7 separate regions of the Homo sapiens genome follow, and regions 1, 2, 3, 4, 5 and 6 are each linked to region 7. The links are chromatin loops, found by intact Hi-C in ENCODE. Cell type or tissue: sigmoid colon. All regions are shown on one strand.

Region 1 (4,000 bases), 87 kb before region 7:
GTCTTGCTGCCAGAGGAAGCCAGCTCAAGCCACCATAGTGGTTGGAGGGGTGTTTTGAGGAACAAAAATCCAGGGCTTTTCCAGATAAAAATAGTTAATTATATAAGCAATAAATGGGGAGAAAAAACCCACAGTAGCTTGCTAATTTAAAATTGCAACTTCATTTGCAATAGTTGATCAGCCATAAATTTAATTGGGAGATCTTGGAAACAAGAAAGCCATAGAAAGGCCAAAATAAACTCTATTTACACATACTTTTGAGACTGGGAAACAGACTTGTGCCAGGGACACCCAAGACAGTCTGGAGATAAAAGCCAAGGGAGACTTCAGAACTGTTTGCAAGCCTAAATGGTTTCCCAACTCACACACAGATCAATCATCACAGAATAAAGCCTTCCCAAATCAAGCACAGTCTCTACCCAAACCATTGACTGACCATTAAGCTATGTAGACACAGGAATCTAGGATAAAACTTAAAGACTTGAGTAGACACATCAGTGACTAAATATCTTAGGGAAACAGTTATTTCTCATCCTCACCAACACTTAGTATTGTTCATCTTTTTTATTATAGCAATTTTACTGAGTATTTTGTGCTATCACATTGTGGATTTTATTTGCATTTTCTTATTGACTACTAATGATGTTGGGCATCTTTTCATGTTTTTATTAGCCACTCGTATCCATTTCAGTGAATTGCCTATTCAAATTATGTGGTCATTCTTTTAAAAATACATACACTCCTGGTAGAGATAAAAATGGTACAACCATTTTGAAAAATGTTTGGCAGTTTCTTAAAAAGTTAACCATGGAATTAACATACAACTCAGCAATTTCACTCTATATATCCACCCAAGGAACATCAAAATATATATCAAACCAAAAATGTGTACACAAGTGTTCATAACAACAGTATTTGTAATAATTTAAAGCTGGAAACAATCCAAATGGTCAACTGGTGAGTGGATAAACAAATAATGGTACAGCCATAAAATGAAATAGCATTCAGCAATAAAAAGAAACTAATGTTTTATTTAATATCCTGGATGAGCCTCTAAAACACTATTCTAAATGAAAGAAACCAGACGCAAGAGACAACATACTGTATCCCACCATTTATATGACACTTTTAGAAAAGGCAAAACCACAGACCCAAAGCAGATTAGTGGCTGGCTGGGGCTTGGTTTAAAGTAGCATTTGTGTTATATTCAAATGGGTCTCAATAGCTTTAAATTAAAGGGTAAATATACTTTTATATGTGTTCAGTGGGGCACACTGATTCCTGATCCTTGAAAACTTGTAAGGCCACCTTAGCTTATCATGACAGGAAAGAAGACCAATTATGTTATGGAGCTCAAAGTAAATATTTTGGCCCTTTGTTATTTAGTCTTAACGGGACACTCATGGCAAATGAGGTTAAAACGTGGTTGAATTTAAGGGTATGATTTAACTTTCTTCTATTACAAATGAATGTGAGGTTAAAAGTCAGGTTGGTCAGAGAGAACCCTGACCAAAAAAAGATTGTCTAAATGGACATGCCAGACCCAGATCAGAATTGGGAACCACACAGAGGCAGCAGAACTTTTGAGTAGAGTAGAACTCAGCAGACAGAAAAAAAGAGAATCTCATGCTCTAATCCTGGTCTGGTCACTAACTTGCGGTGTGACCTCAGAAAGTTCCTTCATAGCTCTAGATGTTTCCATGGACTCACTGATCTGTCCACTCTAGACCTGGGCTGCTGAGACTCATCTCTTTCTCAAACCTTAGTTGTTAACATCCCAGTGAGGCTGGTGAGACCCCTCAAAAAAGAGAGAGCTGTACTGGGTGTAGGAGAGAGAACTCGGTAACAATGGAGAATGGGAGACAGGGAATAAAGAAAGGAAGTAGAAGAAAGGGAACATATAAAAAGAATGCACTTAATTGGAGTGGTTTCATGTCCACGGAATCAAAATAATGCCTTCACAAGCTCATGAAGGTATGGATAAGGTAGGAAACCTATATTACAGTATTAACTCTTAGACAAACTAGCTGTATGACTCTTTTAGTTTCCATATTTTTTCTCTATAAAACAGGAGGTTTCGGCTAGATGGTCTCCAGGAAAAATAATATGATGAGTCTAGGTTTAAGGATAAATAGCACATAATGTATACATAAACCTTGAGGGATCTGGGAGGAACCAACACATGCTTCGAAGTGGGCACGGTTTCTATCTCAGAGCCTCCCCGTCCTCCAGAAAGTGGGCCCCTCCCTGTCAGACTTCCCAGACTGCGCTGGCGTCACCAAAGTGCTGCTGGGAATTTCTCTGCACGGCCCTGTTCCTAAATCAGCTCCCAGGAGATTGGAGGATGGAGGAGGGTGCCAGTTTAAAGCAGGTCTGATATGATCCAGGACCTGATAGGGTTTCAGCTGCCGGCTTTCTGGCAATTTGCAGAGAAATTAAAGAGATTCTTACAGAGGTTAACTGGCTCAAGTCCTAGGGAGGGGACGCTGTTGCTCAGAAAGAAACACAAAGACTAGATTCATCTTGTTCAAGAATTATAAATAGAACAGTCAGATTAGATTCAGCAGAGGAATGGGGGCAACACGAAGGAGCCAAGTTCTCTCCAAATAAAGAGGCAAGGCTCCAAAGACTCCCAAAGCTCTGAAACAAACATAGCAGGCTTTCAAAAGGGGGAAAAGGAAAGATAGGAAAGAAGAAAACTTCAAGAAATGGGACTTTTCTTTTAACCCACAACTCTTTTCAGGCAAGAAGGCAAAATCATCAGGTCCTGAAAGAGGTTAAAAGTAAATTATCACCCCATAAGGAGTCATTCATTGTAAAAGGAATGAAAATAGTTTACTGCTCTATGGAAAATGCAAGCTGCTTCCAAACTTTAGGTTAAAAACTTGGCAAAGGGAGTCTGACCTCTCTGTGCGTCTGTCTTGGAGATGTTTATCCAGCGGATGGAGATACTGAGATGGGCCTGGCTTTTCAGGTTTGTTTTTTTGTTCCACATAAGGTTTCCATCAGATACAGTCTGCAAATTGGTGCAAGCCAGGAGGCTGCTGGAGGAGAGGCCCTGATTTAACTGCAGCAGGCCCTGTCTAAACTAGAAAGAACTCTGCTTGGTAAGAACCAAGTGACGGTACACAGCCCAAGCTGAACGCAGCCCTGGGAGCTGGTGGAAAGCGTACCAGCTCCTGCTTTCCAGGTCTCCTTCCAGCACTAAATGCCATATGGTCTTAGACAAGTCACTTGACCTTGCTGGGCTACAGATTCCCCATCTGTTTCACAGTGAGTCTGGCTTCCACCTACATCTCAAGGTTGTTTTAAGGAATCATATAAAATGAAAAGTTCCGTAGAAATGCCTTTGGTAATGTAGGCAAAAAATAGTTCCCTTCAAGGAGGCCCTAAGTGCTTTCTACAAAACCAGAGATAATGGAGACTGCTGTCACATCAAACATTTCCTGTTCTCCACAGGATGTCACCTAAGTACCTCCAGTCTTCCATCTTCTAAAAGACAGTCTACAGAGGCAGTGAAACACAGGGATTAATAGCATGGGTTTTGGTTTAAGACAGGCTAGGATTTGAGCCCCTGCTGTTTCACTCATTAGTAGTATAATATTGGGAAATTTTCTGTTTGTTTCTCAGTTTACTTCACTGTTAAATGTGAACAATGCTGGCCTCCCAGGTTTTCTGTAAGGAATAATACAAATGGAGAATATGTAAAAACCACATAGCATGTGCTCAATAACAAGTGGCTATTATTTTTAATCATTACTCACTACCATGGCCACCAATTTTATTATCTCTGTATTGAATCAGACAAGCACGTCTTGATTTACTCAAATGACTCTAGCTGTAATTTAAGTCATTTTGTTTTGTTTCCTTAAAATATGTATGTTTTTCTTATTATAAATGTAATATATGGATATAATTCTGCTTCCAGGAAGATGAAGAGGGCATAACTTTCCATATTCTTCCTGCTAAGTATAACTAAAAGCACTGGACAGAATATATG
Region 2 (4,000 bases), 850 kb before region 7:
CTCCCAGATACTCAGGACACATATTTGAATCATGAGTGGAGTTCCATTGGTCCCTTGGGGGAAGGCCCTCCAGGGTCACAATAGACTTTTTAGAGCAGCTTCATCGGACCCTCTCCCTTGACAGTCAGGATCCAGCCCTTTCAAAGTGACCATGATCCAGCAAGGTGCTGTTCACTAGACTAAGGTGGGACTTCTCCACATTTTCACCTGGACCTGGACCTCTTACTTTCTGAAACTTTGGCTTTTTTTTTTTTTTTTTTTTGAAACAGAGTCTCACTCTATACCCAGGCTGGAGTGCAGTGGTATGATCTTGGCTCACTGCGACCTCTGCCTCCTGGGTTCAAGTGATTCTCCTGCCTCAGCCTCCCGAATAGCTGGGACTACAGGCATGAGCCACCGCAGCCAGCTAATTTTTGTATGTTTAGTAGAGATGGGGTTTCACCATGCTGGCCAGGCTGGTCTCAAACTCCTGGCCTCAAATGATCCACCCCCCATCGCCTCCCAAAGTGCTGGGATTACAGGTGTGAGCCACTGTGCCTGGCCTTGGCATTTGTTTCTATTCACAACTACACACCAAGTGACTGCTCTTCTTGTGTTTTAGGTCTTCTCCGTTTATGTCCTGTGCCTGACCTGTCTGTTTACCCACTCACTGACCTTACTTTAGCCTCTCAGATTAGATTGGACTGACACCCCAGTGACTCTGAGTACCAAGAACAGGAAGAAACCTAATTTTGATTTCTTTTTGCTTTCCTTATGTGCTATTGCTAGTTGTGCCAGCGTATTCCTTCTAAATAGTGCTTTCATTCAAGAGCCTTTAATGACTCCTCATTCCCATAACCAACATTTTACACTCTTGATCCTGCCTTCTGATCCCAGTCTGCATTCTAGCTCTATATCTCTCTGCTGTGCAGCATGTGCCAACCATGATGGATTACTCCCTTGTTCCAACACATTCGTGCTTCTGTGTAAGTTACTTGATGCCTCAAATATGCTTCATTTCTTCTTTCCCTTTTAAAATTATCCTATCTTCCTGGCTCCTTTATTTCTTCCCCCTTGAGATGGTGCCTTGCTCAGTCACCCAGGCTGGAGCGCAGTGGCTTGATCATAGCTTACTGCAGCCTCAAACTCCTGAGCTCAAGCAATCCTCCTGCCTCAGCCTCCCAAGTAGCTGGGACTACAGGTGCTCGTCCCCACACTGGGCTAATTTTTAATTTTTTTGTAGAGATGGGGGTCTTGCTATGTTGTTCAGACTGATCTAGAACTGGCCTCAAGCAATCCTCTTGCCTCAACCTCCCTAGTGGCTGGGATTACAGTGCCTGGCTAACTCCTACTCCTTCAAGACCCAGACAATGCCTCTCACTGTTGGGGCAGGATCTCTAATTGCCTTTTGCACAGGCTGAAGGGATGACCTCCATTCTTAAGCCAGTTGTGTAATTTGCACATAGCTCCTTGCTATACTTTATGGCAATGATTTCTCTATGTATTCTCCACTAGTCTATATGCATTCTGAGGTCAGAAAGCATGCCTCTTTTATCTGTTATCCTGACTATCCAGGACAATGACTGGCATTATAATAGATGTCTTATTATTGTTTTTTGAATAAATAAATGGATTGTTTTTAACTCCACTTGCTGTATGTTTTGAAAACAAAATTAATTCTACAGTGGTAAGGAGAGATAATACTGAAAGTGTCACTAAGATGGCAATTTTTGACATGAAACCCTTCCAAAGAAAAAGGATTTTAAAAAGTTAGGCAGGTATTGTGGTGCACACCTATCGTCCCAGCTATTGAGGAGGCTGAGGTGGGAGGATCACTTGAGCCCAGGAGGTCAAGGCTGCAGTGAGTTTTGATTGTGCCACTACACTCCAGCCTTGGTGACAGAGCAAGACCCTGACAAACACACACAGACACACACACACACACACACACACACACACACACACACGAAAGAAAAGAAAAGAAAAAAGAAAAGAAAATTGTACCAGTAGAAAAGTGAAGAAGGTCATTTAAATAGAGGACCCTCTACTGCTCAACTTAAAATAGAGCAGGCCATTTAGAGACTAGGGGAAAGTCTGGTGTGTATTAATGAAAGAGGACATTGTAGGAAATGACAGGTAGTCATACCCAGATCCTAAAGAACTCTGTCTGTGGTACTAAGAACTTTAGACTTTATTCTGTGATCAATAGAGGGACTACTAACCACATACGTTTTCTAAGTGGTGGAGTGACATGGTCGGATTCAATTGGTGAGTAACTCTGGGCTTATGTTTTTGCTCTCTCTCTCTTTTTTTTTTTTTTTTTTTTTTTTTTTTTTTTTTTTAAGATATTGTGCATAGGTGTTCTGGGAAGTGGTTCCAAGAAGAGCTTATCATCCTGTACGCTAGCCTCCGGGAGGACAGGGTTGCCTGAGACAGTGTGGGCAGTGGTTGCCTCCTGGCTCAGCCACTGGAGGTCACTGTTGCACCATAGATATGTTCACAAAGCACCGTGATGCCGTTTCCAAGTTGGCTTCTGCCAGGGGTGAATTCATCATCCCCTGGGCAGCTTGGAAGTTCCCTAGTGCAGACATCTCTCTGTCTCCAAGGATTGGCCTGGTCACACAATGTGGTTGAGGGAGAGCTTAGTCTGAGGCAAGAGGGAGAGAGGCTGGAAAGCCTGGTGCAAAGAGGGCTGAGGCAGTCTTCAAATACGGGAAATTTCATGTGGTCTGGATTGCATTATCCTGCGTCTGAAATGGGAGAGGCTGGATGCCCCTTTGGGTCAAGGCGACTTTTCTCTTGCCACTTTCTGGTTTGAATCTGGTTGAGGTAGGGAAGGTTATTATTGTCTTCTGAGTCCCTAGAGATCAGAAGATACAAAACATGTTAGGCATCTCAGGCTCCCTCATAGAGGGAGATCTGGAGATTGGAAGAGGCCTTCCTAGTCCTGCTGGGCTCTGACAACAGAACTGCTACATAGAAAAGGGGAATGGAAACAGAGGCCCGCGCCTTAAACACACCCACTCACCAGTGGTCTGTACCCAGAGCAGGCTTCAACTGAGGCATCCAAGAGAACCATAGAGAAGAGCAGGAACTGATATTTCTAGTGAGAAACTCTGTGTGCCAGGTGTTTTCTATGTTTTCACACTCAGCTCTCATGATACATGTGTGCAGTGGGTATTATTTTTGCTCATTTGCTATTTGAAGAAACCGAGGTGTAGAGCTGACGCTTGAACCGTAAGTCTCCTAAAATACAAAGAGCAAAGATAGTAAAATGACTACTTGTGGGTACCTTTTTAAGAACTTACCTGAGCTTGAAAACTTGGTTTGAGTCATACAGGAGAACGGATCTCTGACCATGCAACTTAGCTAATAACTCATTTTACATTGCTTGAGAGTAACTTCTTCCTAGTAAGTCATAATCTGCTTATGACTTCACATAGGTCCAAAACACTTCTATACACATCAACTAATTTGACCCTTATAATGAGTACCTTATCCCCATTTTTGTAGATAAAGAATCCGAGATTTCAAGAATTTGATTGCCTAAGATCACATAGTTAATTAATGGTGGGATCAAACTCAGATCCTTCTTACTCCAAATGGGGCACTCTTTGCATGACCCGTAATTATACCTCTAGATAAATCTTGCATGATGAAAAGATGTTGTATCATAGCTGAATTAGAAATAAAATGCACTTGCAATTTTTGTAGTACAACATTTTATTTTTAGAGATGAGGAGATTTCAATCCATTAAGTTCCTTGCCCAAAGTTCATACAGCTCTGGGGTGAGTAACATTATCTTCCTAAGTTAAGATTCCCAGATTTAGCAAATAAAATGCAGAACTATTAGAATTTCTAGTATTACATGGGGCCTAATTATACTAAAAAAATACTCATTGTTTATCTGAAATTCAAATTTAACTGGACATCCTGTATTTTATCTGACAACTCTATCCTAAATCCAAAGAGGAAAAGCTAAGTTCACCGTTCTTCTGGACATATTTGAGTTTTGGAAAT
Region 3 (4,000 bases), 160 kb before region 7:
CTGAGCATAATTGTACAGGCTTACTAGAAAGTAGCCTGCTAGTTATAAGTACTTGCTCTGCTAAGGGCATTAGTTAGAATGTCTTAGAGGGAATGAAAAACATTCACTAATCTGGCAAGTCAATTAAACAGACGCATGTTAAAAGAGCTTCTGCTATACACAATAATATTAATAATGATCATTTATAACATGCTTTATTGTTTACAGCATGCTATCACACACATTACCAGGCACACACAAAACACTCTTTGTAAATCCCCTTTTTACAAACGTTTACTAAATGTAAAAAACTAAAATTAAATCAAACGATGAATAGTTATTTTTATATTTATTTCTCATTCGTTTTACTTCACTTTAATTGCAGTGTCTTTAATAGCTTTGATCTTTCTCCAATTTCCTGAAATCTTCCCCATTTCAACAACTGACACAATTTAAGGTTTCTAGTAAACACAAAAAATGAGAAACATTGACATTGAAAAATAAATAAGTCAGTGAAAGTGATGATATGTTAAGAATTAAGATACTTCTATAGAATTGTATATTTAACTTCTTAGAATCAGGGAAAATTTCATGAAAAATGAACTCCAGGCCAGGTGTGGTGGCTCATGCCTGTAATCCCAGCACTTTGGGAGGCCGAGATGGGCAGATCACGAGGTCAGGAGATCGAGACCATCCTGGCTAACACAGTGAAACCCTGTCTCTACTAAAAATACAAAAAAAAATTAGCCAGGCGTGGTGGTGGGCACCTGTAGTCCCAGCTACTCGGGAGGCTGAGGCAGGAGAATGGCATGTGAACCCGGGAGGCAGAGCTTGCAGTGAGCCGAGATCGCGCCACTGCACTCCAGCCTGGGCGACAAAGCAAGACTCCATCTCAAAAAAAAAAAAAGAAAAGAAAAGAAAAAAAGAAAAATGAACTCCATATTACACTTGGAGTAAAATAATGGTCATTGGAATTGGACTTTTAAGAATGGATATAATTTTAATAACTGAGGAAATAAGTGGGTAAGGAAACGAATTTCCTCCAAAGTGAATGGCAGGAAGAGAATATAGGAAGGTATAGGGTGTGCTTTAAAGTGCAGAGTATACAAAAGAATACTAGCAAACCAAATCCAGCAGCACATCAAAAAGCTAATCCACCAACATCAAGTAGGCTTTATCCCTGGAATGCAAGGTTGGTTCAACATACACAAATCAATACATGCAATTCACCACATAAACAGAACTAAAAACAAAAACCATATGATCATCCCAATAGACCCAGAAAAGGCTTTCAATAAAATTCAACATCCCTTCATATTAAAAACCTTCAACAAACTAGGCATTAAAGAAGCATACTTCAAAATAGTAAGAGCCATCTATGAAAAACCCACAGGCAGCATCATACTGGATGGGCAAAAGCTGGAAGCATTCCCCTTGAAAACTGGAACAAGACAAGCAGGTTCTCTCTCACCACTCCTATTCCACATAATACTGAAAGTCCTAGCCAGAGCAATTAGTCCAGGGAAATAAATAAAAGGCATCCAAACAGGAAGAGGAAGTCAAACTATACCTGTTTGCAGATGATATGATTCTCTGCCTAGAAAACCTCATAGTCTCTGCCCAAAAGCTCCTTTATCTGATAAACAACTTTAGTAAAGTTTCGGGATACAAAATCAATGTACAAAAATCAGTAGTATTTCTATACACCAACAGTATTCACGCTAAGGGCCAAATCAAGAACCTAATTTTCTTCACAGTAGCCACAAAAAGAATAAAATGCCTAGGAATACAGATAGCCAAGGAGGTAAAAGATCTCTACAAAGAGAATTATGAAACACTGCTCAAAGAAATCAGAGATTACACAAACAAATGGAAAAACATTCCATGTTCATAGATAGGAAAAATCAATATTGTTAAAATGGCCATACCGCTCAAAGCAATTTACAGATTCAATGCTATTCCTATCAAACTACCAATGACATTCTTCACAGAATTAGAAAAAAATATTCTAAAATTCAGATGAAACCAAAAAAGACCCTGAATGGCCAAGGCAATCCTAAGCAAAAAGAACAAAGCTGGAGACATTACATTACTTGACTTCAAACTATATTATAAGGCTACAGTAACCAAAACAGCATGGTACCGGTAAACACACACACACACACACACACACACACACACCAGTGGAACAGAATAGAGAGCTGAGAAATAATGCTGCATATCTATAACCATCTGACCTGAGACAAAATCAACAAAAAACTAGCAATGGGGAAAGGACTCCTTATTCAATAAATGTTCCTGGGATAACTGGCTAGCCATCTGCAGACAATTGAAACTGGACGCCTTCCTTACACCACATATAAAAATCAACCCAAGATGGATTAAAGGTTTAAATGTAACACCTAAAACTATAAAAACCCTGGACAATAACCTAGGAAATACCATTCTGGACATAAGATCTGGCCAAAATTTCATGCCCAAGACACCAAAAACAATTGAAACAAAAACAAAATTGACAAATGGGATCTAATTAAACTTAAGACCTTCTGCCCAACAAAAGAAACTATCAACAGAGTAAACAGACAACCGACAGAATGGGAGAAAATTTTTACAAACCATGCATCCAACAAAGGTCTAATATCCAGAATATGTAAGTAACTTACAGATTTATAAGCAAAGAACAGTTGTATTAAAAAGTGGGCAAAGGACATGAAGAGACACTTTTCTACAGAAGGCATAACATGGCCAATAAGCATATGAAAAAATGCCCAACATCACTAATTATTAGAAAAATGCAAATCAAAACCACAATGAGATATACAATCTCACACCAACCAGAATGGGTATTATTAAAAAGTCAAAAATTAACAGATGATGGTAAGATTGAAGAGAAAAAAGAACACTGAATACACGCTGGTGGGAATGTAAATTAGTTCAGCTATTGCAGAAAGCAGTTTGGTGATTTCTCAAAGAACTTAAAACACAATTACCATTTAACCTAGCAGTCCCATTATTAGGCTCATACCCAAAGAAATATAAATCGTTCTACAGCAAAGTCACATGCATTCATATGTTCATCACAGCACTATTTACAACAGCAAAGACATGGAAACATCCTGAATGCCCATCAGTGGTGGACTGGATAAAGCAAATGTGGTTCATATAAACCATAGAATACTGTGCGGCCATAAAAAAGAATAAGATTATGTCCTTTGCAGCAACATCAGTGGAGCTGGAGGCCATTATTCTAAGCAAACTAACACAGGAACAGAAAACCAAATACCACATGTTCTCACTTAGAAGTGGGAGCTAAACATTGAGTACATATGGACACAAAGAAGGCAACAACAGACACCAGTGCCTACTTGAGGGTGGAGGGTGGGAGGAGGGTGAGGATGGAAAAACGAGTACTATGCTGATTGCCCGGGTGACAAAATAATGTGTACACCAAATCCTCACAACATGCAATTTATTTACCCATATAACAAACCTGCACATGAACCCCTGAACCTAAAATGAAAGTGAAAAAAAAAGAGAGGAGAAATAAAACAAATAAAATGAAGAGTATGTGCTGGAGCAGTAAGAGGAAACTCGGCAAGCACTGATTCAGAACCCTGCCTTAGAGCAAAACTCTAGCAGTCCCAGAGTGAGTCAGTGAGATCCAAAAGGCCCATTTCTGAGAGACAGATGAGTAACTCTCTCCAGAAGCCACCAACGTGGATATTATTGAGTTTAGATTTTCTGAAGCAAACTGAGAGAGATTTATCTTTTCTGGGTCTGGTGGTTTTAAATTTTTGAAACCATAGCCTCAAAGACAGGAAAACAGAATCGTCAGTCAGAGGGGGCCACCCATGCAAAAGCGTGAAGCCTCTAGCCAGGCCATTTATTCTGGTCGTGTCTTTGGGCACAAGACAATTGTTTGGGATGAAAACTTGGGAATCCACAGCAAGTGTAACATAATATAGACATTATTGTGAAGGAAAGTTTGCTTTTCTAGTGATCAGGCTTTCCGATAATCAAA
Region 4 (4,000 bases), 550 kb before region 7:
GATGGGGACACGTATGCTCCAGACCCTCTGATACTTACTCCTGTAGAAGTAATTCTGGATTTTGATCCCATCTTTCACAGCGGGCTTGTCACTAAAGGTTCTCAGTTTTAGATCTGTTTGCGTGAAAGGGAATGTTTTTGCTGCTTTTCTTGATTTCTCTAAATCCTTATGGCTGTTTTTTTGTTTTGTTTTGTTTTTTGTTTTTGTTTGTTTTTTTTTAACTTGAGTTTGTAACAGGGCTTAATTATCTTCAGGGCAGTTTAACCCTTTCATATTCAGCCCTAGGCCCAACATAGGTCTGAGAAATATTTAGTGAGTTTATGGTTCATAGCAATATCATCATTGACATACTTTCTTCTGCTTTGTCATCCTCCTCCTCATCATCATCGTCATCATTTAAGTGGCACACAACTTCTTTTGCTTAAAGTTATTGCTGTCTTTTGTCTTTATTCCTGTAATACCAATGTTAGTTATGGAGAAAGAGCTCATAAAGTAGCTGCAGCAGAATCAGAGACTCGTGCAACTTCAAGTATCATTTCCAATGCACTAGTAAGTGGAGCTAAGATCAGAACCCAGGGTTCCTGACCTCCTCCTGCACCGTATGTCTAGACTATGTCCTGTCTCTGGAGAAAAGTGGGAGTGACACTCACTGATCATCCTCAGTACAGGGCATTGAGCCACACCATTAAGGAGTATTGATTGGCTCCCCCTCTGTGAGAACAGTATGCTGGGTGTGACACAGACAGAGAGACCCAGACCGAGTCTGCAGGAGAAAACTGGTCATGATGTCAAACGTGGAGGAAACAACCAATAGGCCTAGTGGGATGCTCTCTATTTATCAGCACAGTTACTGGAATCCAAACAAAGAAACTTTCCAGAATGACAACCGTGCTCTGCCACTGAACTGTAGGTGAGCATGTGGTTTGTGACGTATTATTTCATTCTGCCATCATACCAGTTGTGAGATCTTGCTTGTGAAACTAAGTTAACTCCATTTTATGGACAAAGAAACTGAGGTGAGAGTAGTTAATTGAGCATAAAATAAGTAGCAGAGATAGGTATCGAGTCTAGATCTGTTGAAGCCTAGAGCTTGTTTTGCCACGTCATATTGTCTCATTGACTCTTCCAGCAGTCCTGGCAAGGGAGTCCTTAATTTCAGCAAAACAAATCTCAGACCAATTTCCACTGGACTCTATTAAACTCCACTACCTTTCTGATGTTGGTGGCAGCTCTATACTGAACCATACGTGAAGATTGAACTTGGAATAAAATAATAAAGCTCCATTTGTTAAAAACCACAGCTACTTCATGAGCTGTTTCTCCATAAGCAACATAGACACTACAGTAATAAAGATTAAAAAACAAAACAATAATAACCGTAAGCAAAAGAAGCTGTATGACACTCAAATGAGGAGGAGGAGGAGGAGGATGACAGTGATATCTGCCAGGGTGGGTTAGTATAAATGAGACCGTGTTCCTCTGGAGAAAGATACTATTTGGACATACAGTCTGTTTTCACTAAGGTGGGGAGCAGTATGTGTCCAGAGCTCTAGAGGGACCGAAAGGCCAAGTGTCCACGGTGGCAAGAGAATCCAGGAGACTGGACCATCAAGTCTTTTACTCAGAGACTGGAGACCACGCCTTACCTCTCGGAACAGCCCTGTGTGAACCTCCGACTTTATGATACGTTGTGATTGTGATACAGGACTTCCCATGCAGCGCGTAAGCCATGCAGGCTTATTACTCACACCACACTCACCTGGACCCAGAGACCTCCAGGCACTGAGGACTGCGTCTCCCGGAAGTATTTCCCTGAGAAATTGCAGAGGACCTCAGTCCTGCAACTCACACAGAGGCTGTTCTTCGTGGCCGGAACCGGACCCCACGCCCTCTGGGGCACATCCCTGAGTGCGAGCACTCTTCTCTCGCCCTCCTCCCACCCAGGCACCGTCCCAACTGGGCACTGCCTTGCTATGCCCCACATCTCCCACAAGGGGGAGCCGCCGGAGGGCAGCTGGGGCTGCGGAATTTTGGAAGCGCAGAAGTTTTCTCCTCCTGTCCTGTAACTGGTTTTCACTCACTCAACTGAGAGATTTCTTTGTTGCAATGATGGGGTCTAAGATAACACTTCTGGAGGCTGCAGGCGAGAAACACAGCTGATATCATCTTTTATTGTGTGTTGTTATTTGCCTAGCATTATAAATTAAGGAGGAATAGTAACAAAGAGCTTGAAGACATGCACAGCTCACAGGCCCCGGGTGGAGGCTGGCGACATCAGACAGACAGAACCAAGACATCTGAGGGGCAACCAGGAGGTGCGTGTGGCTGCAGAGCACACAGGTAGGTACCCGCAAGAGGACAGTCGTGACGGGGGGAGGAGCGGATGGAGCATTCACAAAAGGTGGTCAGCAGAGATTAAAGGGGAAAGGCAGTGCAGAGGAGTTGGGAGATGGAGGGAGAGAAGAGGGAGGAGTCCCAAAGGAGCGCAAAAGAAAAAAATGTTTGCAGGGTGTGATACAAAAGGCTGACCACGGAGTGGGAGAGGGAGGGTTTGGAAAGTGAATCAGAGACATAAGAGGGTTTGAAGTTGGTTCCAACTCGGCCACCCCAGAAACTTCACAAGGCAGGAGAGGATGGGAGATTGACACAAAAGGCTCAGTTGCACAAGAAAATTCAAAGTGAGTAGGTGTGCCAGAAAGTCAATCTAATCATTCTGGTTGTGTGTCGTATAGCCACACCCACTCCGGACTTTAACCCAAACTAGAAGGAATTCTGGTCTGAGTGTGTTTTCAGGTCCTCTCTGCTCGGAACTCATGTTTCACACTTTCCCTTTCTTCCTTCGGCTCTTCCACAGTCGCTCTAGGTAATGGAATAGGAGTCAGAAATTCCGTGTTCTAGTCCAGGCTTTGCCACTTGCTGGTGAGATTAGCTTAAGAAAGGAAATATCTGAGTTTCCTTTTCCTTTGTCTATAAAAGGAAGATAATAATATATTACTTATGAGCCCTACAGGGTTTTTCTGAGGGTTGAATAAGTCAGATAGTGTGAATGAATGCTCTTAATAGATTACAATTGCTAGTTAAATAAAAGATGGCATTAATAATAATTAATCAGTTAATATATTCTTCCTATCCTCAACAGCGGGTTTGCCTACTGAGCTGTGGAGATATATATATATATATATATATATATATATATATATATATATATGAAGAATCAGATAATATATAACATATACGTTATATAGATATATTAGCCTTAACCTCCTATCTGTGAGAAAATTTAGAATTTATGACTCTATTTCCACAGCACATGTTAGAGTAACCTCTTTGGGAGATAAATAGGAATCTTTGTATACTTACCTTTTAGCCACCATCAAATGTTCTTTTCCCCGACCTCAGCTACAGTTTTGTATTTCTCAAACATGCAGATAATGATTGATGGTGTCTGCCTGGCTACCTGACTGATGAGTGATTTGTCTGTGTCCTGGACACTGCTGCCAGAGCAAATGTCACACCATGTCTCAGGCACATGATCAGACTAAATATGCTTGGAAGAAGCAAATAAGAGACTCTGTTAATCAGTTAATCATCCCATCACTATATTCACTGCCTGAAATGTGTTTGCTTTTTTTTTTGTTTGTTTGTTTGTTTTTGGTCTGGGTCATTTGTTACTTAGTTCCTTGAAATGTCTTGGATGAAAATTGGGTTCTGCACACTGGATCTGGCTGGTTGATTCTGCCTGCGAAGACTGAAGTTGGCTTTGATGCCTATAGATGCACTCACCCTTCGCTCGGGTTCCAGAGGCCATGTGGTGTATGGGGAAGGCAATGTAGATGGTGGGAAAATCACTTGACTTCTCTTGCTCATCTGTCAAATGAAACTGTTACCATCCTTCCTTCGTGCATCCAAATATAGATGTAAGGAGCACATGTGATTATACTGCACACACCAACAGTTCCTGACTATCCAAGTGCTGTATAATTATAAGGTTTTATAGTCA
Region 5 (4,000 bases), 370 kb before region 7:
ATTTTTGTTTTCTGTTTTTGTTTTTACCACTTCGTTCCAATCTGACAATAGCGGCTTTCCTTTTATTTTATTTTTACTAGAGATACATCTCAGATATAGAAGAACATAAATAACGCTGGGCCATGAGTTTAGACAAAAACAAAACAACAGAAAGTGAACCCCTCCAAGAAAATAATGAAGCTACCTACATAGGTTAGGCTCAGTTGCGCTTCCAAATGTGTTTTAAATTAAGTCATCTCAACCGTGACTACAAGTTCAAAATATTGAAAGCAACCTTATTGGAATTGGAACAAGGCATATTTGGTTTCCTCTGAAGGATTTTTTTTAAGTGTAGTTAATAGCAGAGCTCTGAAATGTAAAAATACAGGAAAAGAAAGCCCATATGCAAATTACTCTCCTAGTAAATGGCATTAAAACTCGCCATCTTTCAGAAGTTGTGATCGCTTGGTAAAATCTCACTTATATGAAAGTGCTTAGGTAGCAACTGCATTTGTGTGAGTAAGGCCAATCAAGTGGAAGTAAGCAGAAGAATTTGGAGCAATCTAAACAAATATTCAGAGTCCATAGACTCAGATAGGTTTTGCCTTTATTTTACTCGCAATACGTACAGGCAAACGTGGTTGCCTAGTTCCCCAAGAGGACAAAATGGAAGGAATAATTTACAAGCAAGCAAAAAGAGAGTTGGCTAAAATCAGGCAAAAGGGCTAAATCTGAAAAAAAAAAAAAAAATACTACTGAATTTATAAGGAGGGGATAGTAAAAACAGGAAAGGTACACAAACCCTGAAAGAAAACACTGCCACAGCATGCAGAGTATCCTTGAATTATTTGACCGGGAAATCGACGCTTTCCCATCTCAACAGCCTCCAGTGCATCTCCACAGGAAGGCGTAGCATCCAAATTGATGCTCATAATGATTTCTTCCATCATTATGGTTATACCTTAAACAGTTGGGCCACAAAGTAGTAAAAATGAACTACTCTGGGAAATTCACATCTGCAGAGATAACTGGATCTTATGATGCCAGTTAAATGAGGTATCAGATTACAGCATCTAATCTTAGCATCATTTTGTTTGTTTGTTTGTTTGTTTGAGTCTTGCTCTATTGCCCAGGCTGGAGCGCAGTGGCCTGATTTGGGCTTACTGCAACCTCCACCTCCCAGGTTCAAGTGATTCTTGTGCCTCAGCCTCCCAAGTAGCTGGGATTACAGGCACCTGCCACCAGACCCGACTAATCTTTGTACTTTTAATAGAGACGGGGTTTCACCATGTTGGCCAGGCTGGTCTCGAACTCCTGACCTCAAGTGATCATCCTGCCTTGGCCTCCCAAAATGCTGGGATTACAGGCGTGAGTCACTGCACACGGCCCTTAGCATAATTTTATGTTTAATTATAGTAGTAACAAAACTTTATAGTTAGAGAGTTTATATAGTTTTCCTACATACTAAATATGATCTTAGGAAAGACTCAGTTTCCTTATCTGTCAAATGATGATGATAATAAAAGTACATCCTAGATCTGTTGTGAGGAGAAAATGAGATGATGCATGGAAGGCACCCAGCATTTTACATAGCCTGTGTTTCCTAAACATTAGATAGCATACAGTGCCACTGTATGATCACCACCGTCACCTCTGCCACCACCACACTGTTGTCTAATACTGTTGATCTTTATGACAACACTGTACCTGGGCTCCTATCCTCGCTCTATCATTTATGATCTGTGTGACCTTGGGAAGTCAGAACTTCCTTCTGCTTCAGTTTTCTCATCTGGAGAATAAAGACAATGCTATATAATATCTACCTTATTCAGTTGCTAGAAGAATTAAGTGAGATAATAATAAAAAACATTTAAAATAGGGAGAAGCACAGGGCAAGCATTTAAGTAACATTAGCTATGCTTATTATTATTGTTATTATTCGGTATCATTTCTAAGGAAAGTAGTTCTCAAAGTGTGGAGTGGGGACCCCTGGTGGTCCCTTTTTTAGGCAGTCCATGAGGTGAAAACAATTTTCATAGTGATACTAAAATGAGTGCCTTTTTCACTTCCATTCTCTCAAGTATGAAGTGTTTACCTGAGGCTACATGAAGTACGATATCAGTACAGATTGAATGCAGTCTTAACTCTAGCTGCCTTCTGTTAAACACTAAAGAAATTTGCAGAAATGTGAAACAATGCTCCTCTCTAATATTTTTGCAAAATATAGTTATTTTTCCATAAAAATATATTTTATGTTAGTCTACGGTGGGTTTATTGTTATTTTTAAATGAATACATATTTTTAAATGTTCAGTTTTAATGTCTAATGTGGAAAATATCAACAGATACAATGTACATAAACAAAGGTTCTTTGGGGTCCTCACTAACTTTGTGAGTATAAAGGAATCCTGAGACAGAAAAGTTTGAGAATCACTGTCTTAGTTCATTAAGCCTCAGAGTTGTTGACTCCTCAAGGTAACTTGCTTGAGATTCAAATATAGGCAGAGCCAAATTTCACCCAAAGTTTCCTGATAAGGAAACCCAGTAGTCACTATAATACGCCATACCCCAAGAGTAACAGAGCTCCCCATACGGAGGAGGGCTCTATGGTCACCTCTACCTTTTAACAGTTTGGTACTATTACAGGGCTCTGTATTGGTAGGTATACTTAACAAGACTCTACCTTTAACATGGTATTCAAGGCTAATCAATGTTTTCCAGCATCTTGAGTTTTATTCCAAGTGGCCGATCATTGTTGTACCAAATTTACATGCAGTTTTTGCCTTGTGATTAAGAAGAAGGACCTAGTGTTAATACTCTTAAGTCCTGGTTTCAAAGCCAAAACTGATTCCCATCATAGGTTTTAAAATATCAAGCAAGAATTCTCAGCCATTTGTAAGCCACTTTAAATACAGTTTTCAGGAGTTCAAGAAGTAATCCCTGAAGGAACTGGGTCAAGTTCTTCCCAGTCCTGTGTTCCTGTACCACAGATGGCTAAATTTCAGCCTTAAGAAAATACTTTGGGATACAAGAGCATACTTAAAGGAAGAAAATAAACAGAAACAGTCTTGCACAAACCTGACATATGAGGTCTCTCTTTGAATAAGCATTTGATACTTGACACTTGAGTATATGCCACTGAAACAAATTGGTTTTAAGTATGTAACATTCTGATTTAGGGTTCTCATCATTATCTTGGTAAAAAATTGACACCTGCTACATTGTCTTAAGACTTTTGTCTCAGAGGCTTCAGATTTTTACATATATATAAGCACATATATACTATGCATTTGCTTGGGTTGAATTGAAATCTCCAGTAGTAATTTGAAGAGTTTGACTTATGGGGCAATGGCACAGGTTTACATGCATTATGCAAAATTTTCTGCTAAATGCAATGGGCTTTTGGAAATTAAATTGGTTTATTTCAATCCATGCTTGTTTGACATAAATGTCACATGTATGCTAAATAACTATGTCTTTCTTCTAGTTCTGCTCCAATATTAATCCTTAAAATATTATCTCAGATAAGCTATGACTACACAATGCCAAATATCCATCTTGAAATAATAAAACTTGCTTTTATTATCCTGACATTCCCAAATCTGATATTTGACAAGATAGAGTTAAGTAACCTGATACTGTAGAAAAACAGAACTAAGCAAAGAAATGAAAATCATTTTGATCCAACCACATAGTATCACAGAACTAAATAATTTTACTCCAATATTTTGCTAAATTTAATCATTTCAACTAAATGTTATCAGATCAGTTTGTGTGTGGAGCACTGACCATTTTACTATTGAGATAATGTGAGAGGAAGATAGGGGAAACAAGCATGAAATATATGGGGCAAAGAAGATTAAACCCTCCTTTACGGAGGGGTCTGGGCAGAGCTTGCTGTCCAGCAATGAGCAGGGACTCAACGAAGGAGGCTGCCTCTGTGGTGCCTTCATTCCAGCAAGCACTGTGGATTTGGAAGAGAGGCAGCCAAGGTAGAAGATTGTATTAGGCAGGGTTCTCTT
Region 6 (4,000 bases), 67 kb before region 7:
AATCTGAACCCTGAACCCTCAATAAACCTTCCAGTTTCAAAATAATTATTTAAGCAAAGCCCTGGTGTATTCACTCCAAACCATTGAGTGGTGTTCCTAATGGTTGGTGAGGCAATCTCCAATGCTGAGACTTGGGTATTGAAACTTCCCTGAAGAATATTAAATAGTCCCCTACGCTGCAACCCATTAAAGGCAATCTTGTCCTCACAGGCCTCAATCAAATTTGCACAGCAATTAGTCCTGCACGGGGTTTGATACATTTCTTAATTATAAAACAACTTTGTACTCTATTGGCTCGTTCAGATGGGTTAAGAGAACATTAATTACCTCCTCCTGAGACATCAAAGAGTTTTTTTTTTAATCCCCATTTTAGGGATGAATAAAGCAAGATGACGGGAGGAACTAATGTCTATTGAGCACCTACTATGTGTTCAGTGGACTTTGTGGTGATTTACAGACATATAAATAAGCATTTATTATGAGGTAAATTATTACTCCTGTTTTACAAAGGAGGAAAACAAGTTTAGAGAAGCTGGATTATCTGACGTTGTTCACATTGCCAGTACATCGGTTGGTCTGCCTGAAAATCGTGTTTTGTATGTGGTGGCCCCTGAAACTGATGATGTTCTCCCTGACTTTCTAAAATTATTGAGGCCTGGCTTGGTGGCTCATGCCTGTAATCCCAGCACTTTGGAAGGCCAAGGAAGTCAAGGTTACAATGAGCTATAGACCTGCTCCTGCACTCCAGCCTAGGAGACAGAGCGAGATCCTGTCTCTAAAGTGAAAATAAAAATAAAACTGTTATTCATCATGCTTTTTTTGAGCACTTTGTGTATGCCAGACAGTGTGCTAGGGGCACTGAAGAATAAAATGACTGGGTCCCTGTTCCCTGCGGACCAGCCATGAGACAAACATCTCCTCTCTGGCGCTTCTGTAATGGAAAAGCTGTGGGAATGCTGAGCAGGGAGTCAGTTTAGCTCAACCAGCTCAACCCGGAGTGGGCGCGGCCCTCAGAGTTCACACAATCTAAGGTGCGTCTCCCCCGGCTCCAAATCCCCTGGAAATCGTCATCTCTCCATCTCACCCTGGTCTTAGGCATTACACAGGGAAGGAAGTTAAAACATGTCAGGAACGAGCTCCGGCAGAAAAAGAACCCAGGCATTCTTGTGGCCCCCGCTTTGGCATCAGAGAGTCCCAGCCTCCTCCTTCCCTTCGCTTGACTCAGGCAAACCCTCCTCGCGCTCTCTGCAGCATCCCTCCCCCACCTTCAACCAGTCTCGATTCTTTTTCTTTCATTGTAATCTTCCTAAATTGCACATTTCATAAGACCTTCAGGAAAAAAAGTCAGGAAATGAGGTTTAGAGGAAGAGGGAGGCGGAGAGTAGGGGGCCGGGTGGGGAGGGTGGAGGGGGAAGCAAACTCCAGGAGAGCTAGTCTTTCATTATCACGACCTGTTAGGCGCATATCCCATCCCTCTCCCTGTGCCACCCTCTCGCTGGATGCGAGCCATCCTCCGGGCTAATGAGCAGAGCACAGGAGATAACTAATCCTAATGCAATTACCGCTCGGCATTACACTGATAGGTTTGAGGCGCTCCCTGTGTGCCCCGCAGCCTGAGACAGGCTTGTGCAGATGTGCCTTCGTCTCCTGTCGGAGACGTTTTGACAGCTGTATACAGTGCCGGGCCCCCTCCCCCACGACAGCATCCCGGGAGAGTGATCTTTTAACAGCGAGTCCCCATGAAGCCTGTCGGAGGTGAAATGAAATCTTAGCAGCTTGGGGGAAGCCTGGTCGGGCCGTGCGCGTTCAGATGCTATTTCCAGGGCGGTGATGGAAGCGGCGGAGACGCGGGCCCCTTCTCTCCGGCCGCCCCCCACCCCCGCCGCTTCCTGAGAGCCTCACGGAGTGTTTAAACTGCAGTGAAAAATTAGAGTGCGCAGGCCCGGCCCTCTCCTGGCGGAGCTCTGCGCTCCCGTGATAGGGGGATGGTTTGCAGCACACATGTTCCTTTGTTTGGCGGGACCACGTGCTCTGTTTGCACAGCAGCATGTGGTACCACTGGAGGAAATCGAACCAACACTGAAAGTTCAAGGAACAGCCAAGCTCTGCTGGGAAGCGGCTGCGTCAGGGCCGGGATGAAGTGAGGAGGCAGGAGGCCGGCTGGACTCCCTCCGAGAAGCAGGGGGTGGTGGGAGGGTGACGGTGGGGCCAGCGCTATTTGGGATAAAGGGGACTGCAGGTTGCTGGCACCGAGCGCTCACTGGGAGGGTTTTCTGCAGTAACCAGCCAGTCCTGCCTGGGATGGGAAGTGCACTTTGATTATGATTATAACCGCTTGTATTTGAAAGAGCTTTATAGTTGATAAAGGCTTCTAGCAACCTTTTTTCATTTGATCCCTGTAAAATCATGTGATGCTAAAGTAAGTGCCTCTCTTTCTTGAGGTAAAGAAGGAGAGGGGAAGGGCTGGAACCCGTCAACCCTTGGCCGAGTGTCTGACCTTCCAGGAGGCCTAGTGGGGCAGCTCTGACCACGCTGATGACAAAATGCATGAAACAGTAATCGTTTGTCTTCTGCACATTGCGCACTCTCTCTCTCTCTTTCTTTCTCTCTCTCTCTCTCTCTCCCCACCACCACACACACCCCGCCCTCTGTTTAATTACAGAACAGTATATGCTGTGGGTAAAAAAAAATTCAAACAATACAGAAATATGAGATATATACATATATAGTATAAAATGGAAAGTCTCCAAACTCAAATTTCCTAAATAGCCATGGTTAAGAATTTCAGTCATTTCTTTATTTTTCCATGCATATCTGAACATATTTATGCAATTTATCAATATATGCATTTTTATTTAAAAAAATAGGAAATTACTACACATACCATTAATTTTCACCATATATCAAAGATGTCTTTCTGAAACAGAATATATAAATCTGTAGCATTGTTCTTTTTAAGAGCTGCATTATATTTCTTTGTATGGATATACCATTACATTATTGAATAATCAGATAGTTTCCAGTTTTTGTTTATACAACGTCAAACTAAACAGATTTCAACATATGTCGCACACTGTGAAAGTATTATTTTAGGAGGAATTTCTAAAATTGCTCATTCAAAACAGTGTGGAGTTAAAGCGAAGACACATTTTAAATTTCAATAGACATGGCCAAATCATTCAATAAAAATGTGACACTAAATTATAAGACACATAGAGAAGTTAACTGTTAGTGTATGACATTAGTGTATGAAAGTTAACTGTTTCCATACACACCTGACCTGGGTACTGCAAATTCAACAGAATGAAAAACTGATATTTATAAAGAATGAAGCTGAGCATATTTCTTATAAAATTTTTAGTGGCCATTTGTCAATTTGATTCTATAAGTTACCGTGTCTATTTTTTCTATTGGTCTGCTTTTCTTTTCTTATTAATTTGAAGAAATTCCCTTTAATATTTTGCAAGATTTTTTCCAGGTCATTTACAGTTTTTCAATTCTGTTATAGAAATATTCAGTACTTAATACAGTCAGATTTGTCAATCTTTACATTTATGGTTTTTAAGTTTCATGCCATGGTTAGAAAAACTTTCCCAAACTTCCAGAAAATTAAAATATTCTGCTATATTTTCATTTAACATCTTTTTTTTTATCATTTTATTTAGCAGATTTTTATTGAACAAGTAACATAGGCCAGACACTATTTCAGAAATTCGGTATATACACCTAGTCTCTGAATTCATGGAGCTTGTATTCTAGAGTGGGAGATAGGCAATAAACAAATGAATGAATAATTACAAAATTCAAAGCACTATGAAGAATTAATGGAGAATAACAGAGAATACCTACTTAGGGAGAGTGGTCATGGAAGGCAAGATTTAAACTAAGATCTGAGGGATGAGAAATAGTCATGGAGGTGAAGATCAATCCAGGCAGAAGGAACAGCATATGCAAAGGCCCTGAGGAGGGAAATAACTTGGAGTATTTGAGAAGTTGAAGA
Region 7 (4,000 bases):
AACCATTGTACTCACCTGAATGCCTAATTTGCCTATTTCCCTCCAAGGCCAAGTCCCCTCTAGGATCAGGGTGAGGCTCCCGCCAAGACAATCAGCACTTTCCCAACAATCTGCAGGGACACATGTAGTTTTCAGACTGAAAGGAGGATAGCAGGAAGTCTGGGTCCCTAAACACTCTGGAGGTATTGGAACAGATGTGTGGAGGTCCCACCATCTTTCCTACGCCTCCTCCACACAGTGGGGTGGCCCCTGCAGCAGGTAAGTGATGAGCGAGGCCCCAACCACATCTAACAAGATGGCCACTCTGTCTGCCTGGCTGGCTGATGCCAGCACCAGCCGCTAGCTCCCGACATGCAGGACTTAAAGCATCTGCCAGACTGGTGCCAGCTTTTGATCAGTACCATGTTGAGCCAGAGACCTGCAGGGAAACGGTCAGGCTCCCTGTAGTCGACTAGCAGGAATCTTACTGAAGAATTTGAGCACAGATTTAAAAGTGAGGTGCAGGCAGGGGGAAGGGGTGTGGGGGACTGCTTGACAGAGGCTGTCTTTTCAAGGCCAGGTTATTCCATCTCTGCTAAGGGAAGAGACACCCTTTCCTGGCTGGTGGTTGGAGCAGGATTTCTGGGCTCCCTTTGCACATTTTGCTGCTCTGCCCTGGGGGTCAGAGGGAGTCTTTTAGCCTCAGCTCATGCATCTGTAATACCCTGAGACCACCGGGATGGGTCCCTAGTCTCCCCCGTGTCCAGCTCCACGGTGTTGCAGTAAAACCACAGCAGGGCCGTTTACAAGACACTTGACGACTCCAGCCAGTCCACTCGCCAGAGGGCCTGCAGGAGGGCTCCTGTCTTCTAAACGAGTCCTCTGCGGCCTAGGCTGCTGTCCTTAGGAAACCCAGTCTACATCCTTGGCAGACATTCAGAGTGCCCCTAAAAGCTGTGTGCTAAGATGGGGAGCCCCCTCCTCCACTGCCCCCTTCCTGGGACACCAAGCCAAGTGTTAAGCAGAGGCCCAGCCCCAGAAACAACGCGTTTTGTGTCTGACAATAGCAGCCTACGTGACTTGAAGGACTCTGCTGTTGGTAAACCAAATGCACGCCAGTTTTGCTTATTTGCTCTAACCTTCAAAGAACCTAGAGGTCCCTTTCTAGTTCAACAAATAAATCCAGTTCCACTCTAGCGGGCCTCCTGGACAAAGTTCCATTGTTACGCCTTCCCTGAATGTCCACTGCTCGCTCCCTCTCAGGCACCCTAGCCCCACGCCTGTTCACCCTTCTTTCGTTTTGGGATAAATCAGCCTCCTTTTTTTGTTTTGTTTTGTTTTGCTTTAATTCTTTCAAAGGGTAAGGAATGTTGACACCCCCGAAACATGCCTCTGATGTCTGGGTAGACTTCAGACGGCTGTATTTGAACGTGCGCTGACGCAGTCGGGCAGATTGGGTTAAACCAAATATTACAATTGCAAGAACTCATCTGGAACTAATAATTTTGAGGCCACCGAAAGTAAAAGGGCCCTGCTTTGGGGCTGGCCAGCGGCAGAGGCCAGCTCGGGCCAATGCTGCCACCTGCCGAGGGCGCCGGGAACAGGGTGCGCCGCCGCGGCCTTCCTGTTTTGCTCTGGCCCCGCTCACCGGCTCCCACGCAGACAGGTTCGCCAGCCAGCCAGACCAGGGCTATTTTAAAAGGCTAGCGCCTCTTCCCAGCCCTTGGTGTAAAGATAGCTAGTCTGGCTGTCCCGTGTCTTCGCTGAAAAAAAGACAACTTCCCAATTATAGAGCCGGGGCTGGCTACAAAGGCAGTTGCAGTTGGAGTCCGATTAAACACGTGCCGGGTGGATTACACAGATCATGTGTCAGTGGCTCGCCTAGGAGGAAGGCTCGTTTAAGTTCAGGATTTTTATTTTGCGGGGGATGATGGGGACGTACAACTCTGGGTTATGTCGGCGCATTGCTGAACTGCGAGTCACATGCCAGATCCAGAAATGATGAAAACATCTGTTTTTGCTTTAGACCAGCGAGGCTCTGGCGGTGGGGAGGGGCGCGAGAGGGACGGGAATGGCTTTGCTCACCAGCACCATCTGCTGAGCCTGCTGTGGAAACGCGTGCGTCCCCAGCACAATGCAGGTTGCCACTCGCCCCGGGAAGGGGGAGATCAACAGGTGGGGGTCTCTGCCCGGGCGATCACTCTCCATGGAGGACAGCCCCGATTGTGCCCTGGGGACTGTGCAATCCCGTATTGTCTCGGAGTGTTCACAACAAAGAGCTTTGTCCCTGAGGACTGCCCGAGGGCAGAGGAGGAGGAGAGAGAAGCAGCAAATGAATTCCCAGGTTGGGAAGGAAGGAGGTAAAGGGGGAGGGGAGTAGCTCCTTAGTGGTTTGCAGACAGTAAAAATTTGCTGTTCTTTCTGGCTGAAATCTACCAGAACAAAGGAACCACGTCTCTATGAAAACTCCCAGCTGCACTTCCCCCCACCGTCCCTCTTGCCTGCGATGGTAGCTTTTGCTCGGCATGTCTGAGAATGTTCCAGTATTCACAGAGACCTTTCTGGTCTCTATGACCAAAGTATTCACAGAGACCTTTCTGGTCAGGCAGGGCTTGACCAGCCCTTCAACGTGCAATCCTCCCAGCTTCAAGAACCCAGCAATGGGATGGTTCTGAATCGGAGCCATACTGACAGCCAAGCCAACGGCATTCTTTCGATGTACAGCAAATATTTACTGCCTGCCTGCTAGGTGCCCGGAACTCACTCAGCATAACTATTTGTCATACAGCTTAAAAAACAATACAAATATGTCAGAGAAAAATGTATGTTTAGTGTCAAGTGCGTGTTTGAGACAATGACAGCTCTGAGTTGAGAAGCAAGGCGAGGATTGCAGACCTCGAATCTACCTTTCCTCAGTATTTGGGGGCAGTTCTGAGAAGAAGCTGGATTCCTCCAGCTTGTGTTTTGGGTTGTGTAGTCAAATCCCCTGAGTAACTGATTTTAATCAACCTGCTTCAGCTCTGACCTCCAGCCCTCTGGCGTTAAAGATAAATCCTCTACAGTTCCCATCCAAACGGCATCCATTACTCACAATCAGAATTGGGTGGGGACCTAGATTCCACTCCCAGGAATCTCCTCTGGGCCAGGTACAAAATTCTGAGCTACAACCAGATGAACAGTACTTCCCAACAACACACAGAGAGGTTAATCCAAGGGAGAAAAACCTGGGTCAAATGAAAAGATCGAGGCTTGCAGACCTCATTAAGCACAGTGCCTCCCTTTACACGCAGCTACCAAACACACCCTCAGCTCTCTGCTGCCCACAGCTGAGGTTCCCAGAAGAGCAAATGCTGCTGATCCGGACCGAAGTTAGTCTCTTCCGTAGGCTCATTTTTGCCCACTTACCTATAAACTCCCAAGTTCAAAAAGGAAACGGATCCTCTCCATTCCATCCCTTCTTCCATTTCACTCCCAAATAAGTATAGAAAGAGCTGCCATTTGCGTGGGAATGGGAACTTTACGCTAAGGGATGAGTCGGAAAAAAGCCTCCTTCCCATTTTACAGCTGGACAAAAAATGTAAGAACCATCCCGATCCTCACAGAGCTTGCCACCAGCTATATCCCCAGTGGCCACATCCGTTCCCACAGGACTCACGTTCTCAAATTATGAGGGCGCAAACAAATCCCCAAAGCCATCTACAAGTCCGTTGGTCAGTCACCTGCTCCGCTCTGATGTTGAAAGATTACTAGTTCAGGGGAGCCATGCGAATCAACACAATCAACTTCACTTTTTGTTTCAGGCCTCAGAAGATTAGAACATGAGACAGCACTTTAATCTGGTTTGGTATTGGGCTGATGTGGAGAGTTCTGATGAATTTTCTTTGTTTTATAAACTGAGGAAACCTTGTCACTGACCCGTATTTCTTTTCTGGACTCTTCTTGACAGTTTTCCTCATTTCTATCTGGTTTTGCAACAGGTCTGTGTTTGAATCTATTGAGGGCTGAAATTTTTCATGCTGCA

What was found. Hi-C counts contacts between places; a loop is a spot of excess contacts. Peaks named below come from ENCODE experiments on the same cell type or tissue, not always from the same donor. Only the 100,000 strongest peaks of a DNase experiment are listed, where the experiment ranks them.
Region 1: it touches region 7 in a loop (4-fold over the local background); 16 of 110 quality-filtered maps call a loop at or near these places.
Region 2: it touches region 7 in a loop (11-fold over the local background); 91 of 110 quality-filtered maps call a loop at or near these places.
Region 3: it touches region 7 in a loop (4-fold over the local background); 4 of 110 quality-filtered maps call a loop at or near these places.
Region 4: it touches region 7 in a loop (7-fold over the local background); 98 of 110 quality-filtered maps call a loop at or near these places.
Region 5: a loop joins it to region 7, with 2.8 times the contacts of the local background. A loop is called at or near these places in 40 of 110 quality-filtered maps.
Region 6: it touches region 7 in a loop (9-fold over the local background); 18 of 110 quality-filtered maps call a loop at or near these places.

What each region holds. Positions count from the first base shown.
Region 1 is chr11:121,740,560-121,744,559 of GRCh38, reverse strand. No RefSeq gene overlaps it. Among named protein-coding and RNA genes, the nearest start is that of SORL1-AS1, 290 kb to the right of the region's middle. In sigmoid colon, no CTCF peak of the experiment used is centred here; DNase peaks (open chromatin) are centred at 2,369 and 3,059; H3K4me3 peaks cover 651 bases; H3K27ac peaks cover 426 bases.
Region 2 is chr11:122,504,390-122,508,389 of GRCh38, reverse strand. No RefSeq gene overlaps it. Among named protein-coding and RNA genes, the nearest start is that of TRK-TTT2-1, 54 kb to the left of the region's middle. RefSeq lists a silencer at 2,499-2,558. In sigmoid colon, CTCF peaks have their summits at 2,261 and 2,462 (motif pointing right); a DNase peak (open chromatin) is centred at 2,469.
Region 3 is chr11:121,810,134-121,814,133 of GRCh38, reverse strand. No RefSeq gene overlaps it. Among named protein-coding and RNA genes, the nearest start is that of MIR125B1, 290 kb to the left of the region's middle. In sigmoid colon, no CTCF peak of the experiment used is centred here; no DNase peak of the experiment used is centred here.
Region 4 is chr11:122,201,104-122,205,103 of GRCh38, reverse strand. All of the region lies in intron 2 of MIR100HG (mir-100-let-7a-2-mir-125b-1 cluster host gene), which reads left to right. Among named protein-coding and RNA genes, the nearest start is that of MIR100, 51 kb to the right of the region's middle. RefSeq lists an enhancer at 1,715-1,924. In sigmoid colon, CTCF peaks have their summits at 1,838 and 1,989 (motif pointing right); DNase peaks (open chromatin) are centred at 1,973 and 2,333; H3K4me3 peaks cover 1,956 bases; H3K27ac peaks cover 542 bases.
Region 5 is chr11:122,019,094-122,023,093 of GRCh38, reverse strand. No RefSeq gene overlaps it. Among named protein-coding and RNA genes, the nearest start is that of MIR125B1, 79 kb to the left of the region's middle. In sigmoid colon, a CTCF peak has its summit at 1,977 (motif pointing left); no DNase peak of the experiment used is centred here.
Region 6 is chr11:121,720,646-121,724,645 of GRCh38, reverse strand. No RefSeq gene overlaps it. Among named protein-coding and RNA genes, the nearest start is that of SORL1-AS1, 270 kb to the right of the region's middle. In sigmoid colon, no CTCF peak of the experiment used is centred here; DNase peaks (open chromatin) are centred at 1,135, 2,075 and 2,505; H3K4me3 peaks cover 1,959 bases; H3K27ac peaks cover 359 bases.
Region 7 is chr11:121,653,726-121,657,725 of GRCh38, reverse strand. No RefSeq gene overlaps it. Among named protein-coding and RNA genes, the nearest start is that of SORL1-AS1, 200 kb to the right of the region's middle. RefSeq lists an enhancer at 1,680-1,889. In sigmoid colon, CTCF peaks have their summits at 1,562 and 2,100 (motif pointing left); DNase peaks (open chromatin) are centred at 845, 1,585 and 1,975; H3K4me3 peaks cover 2,046 bases; H3K27ac peaks cover 1,623 bases.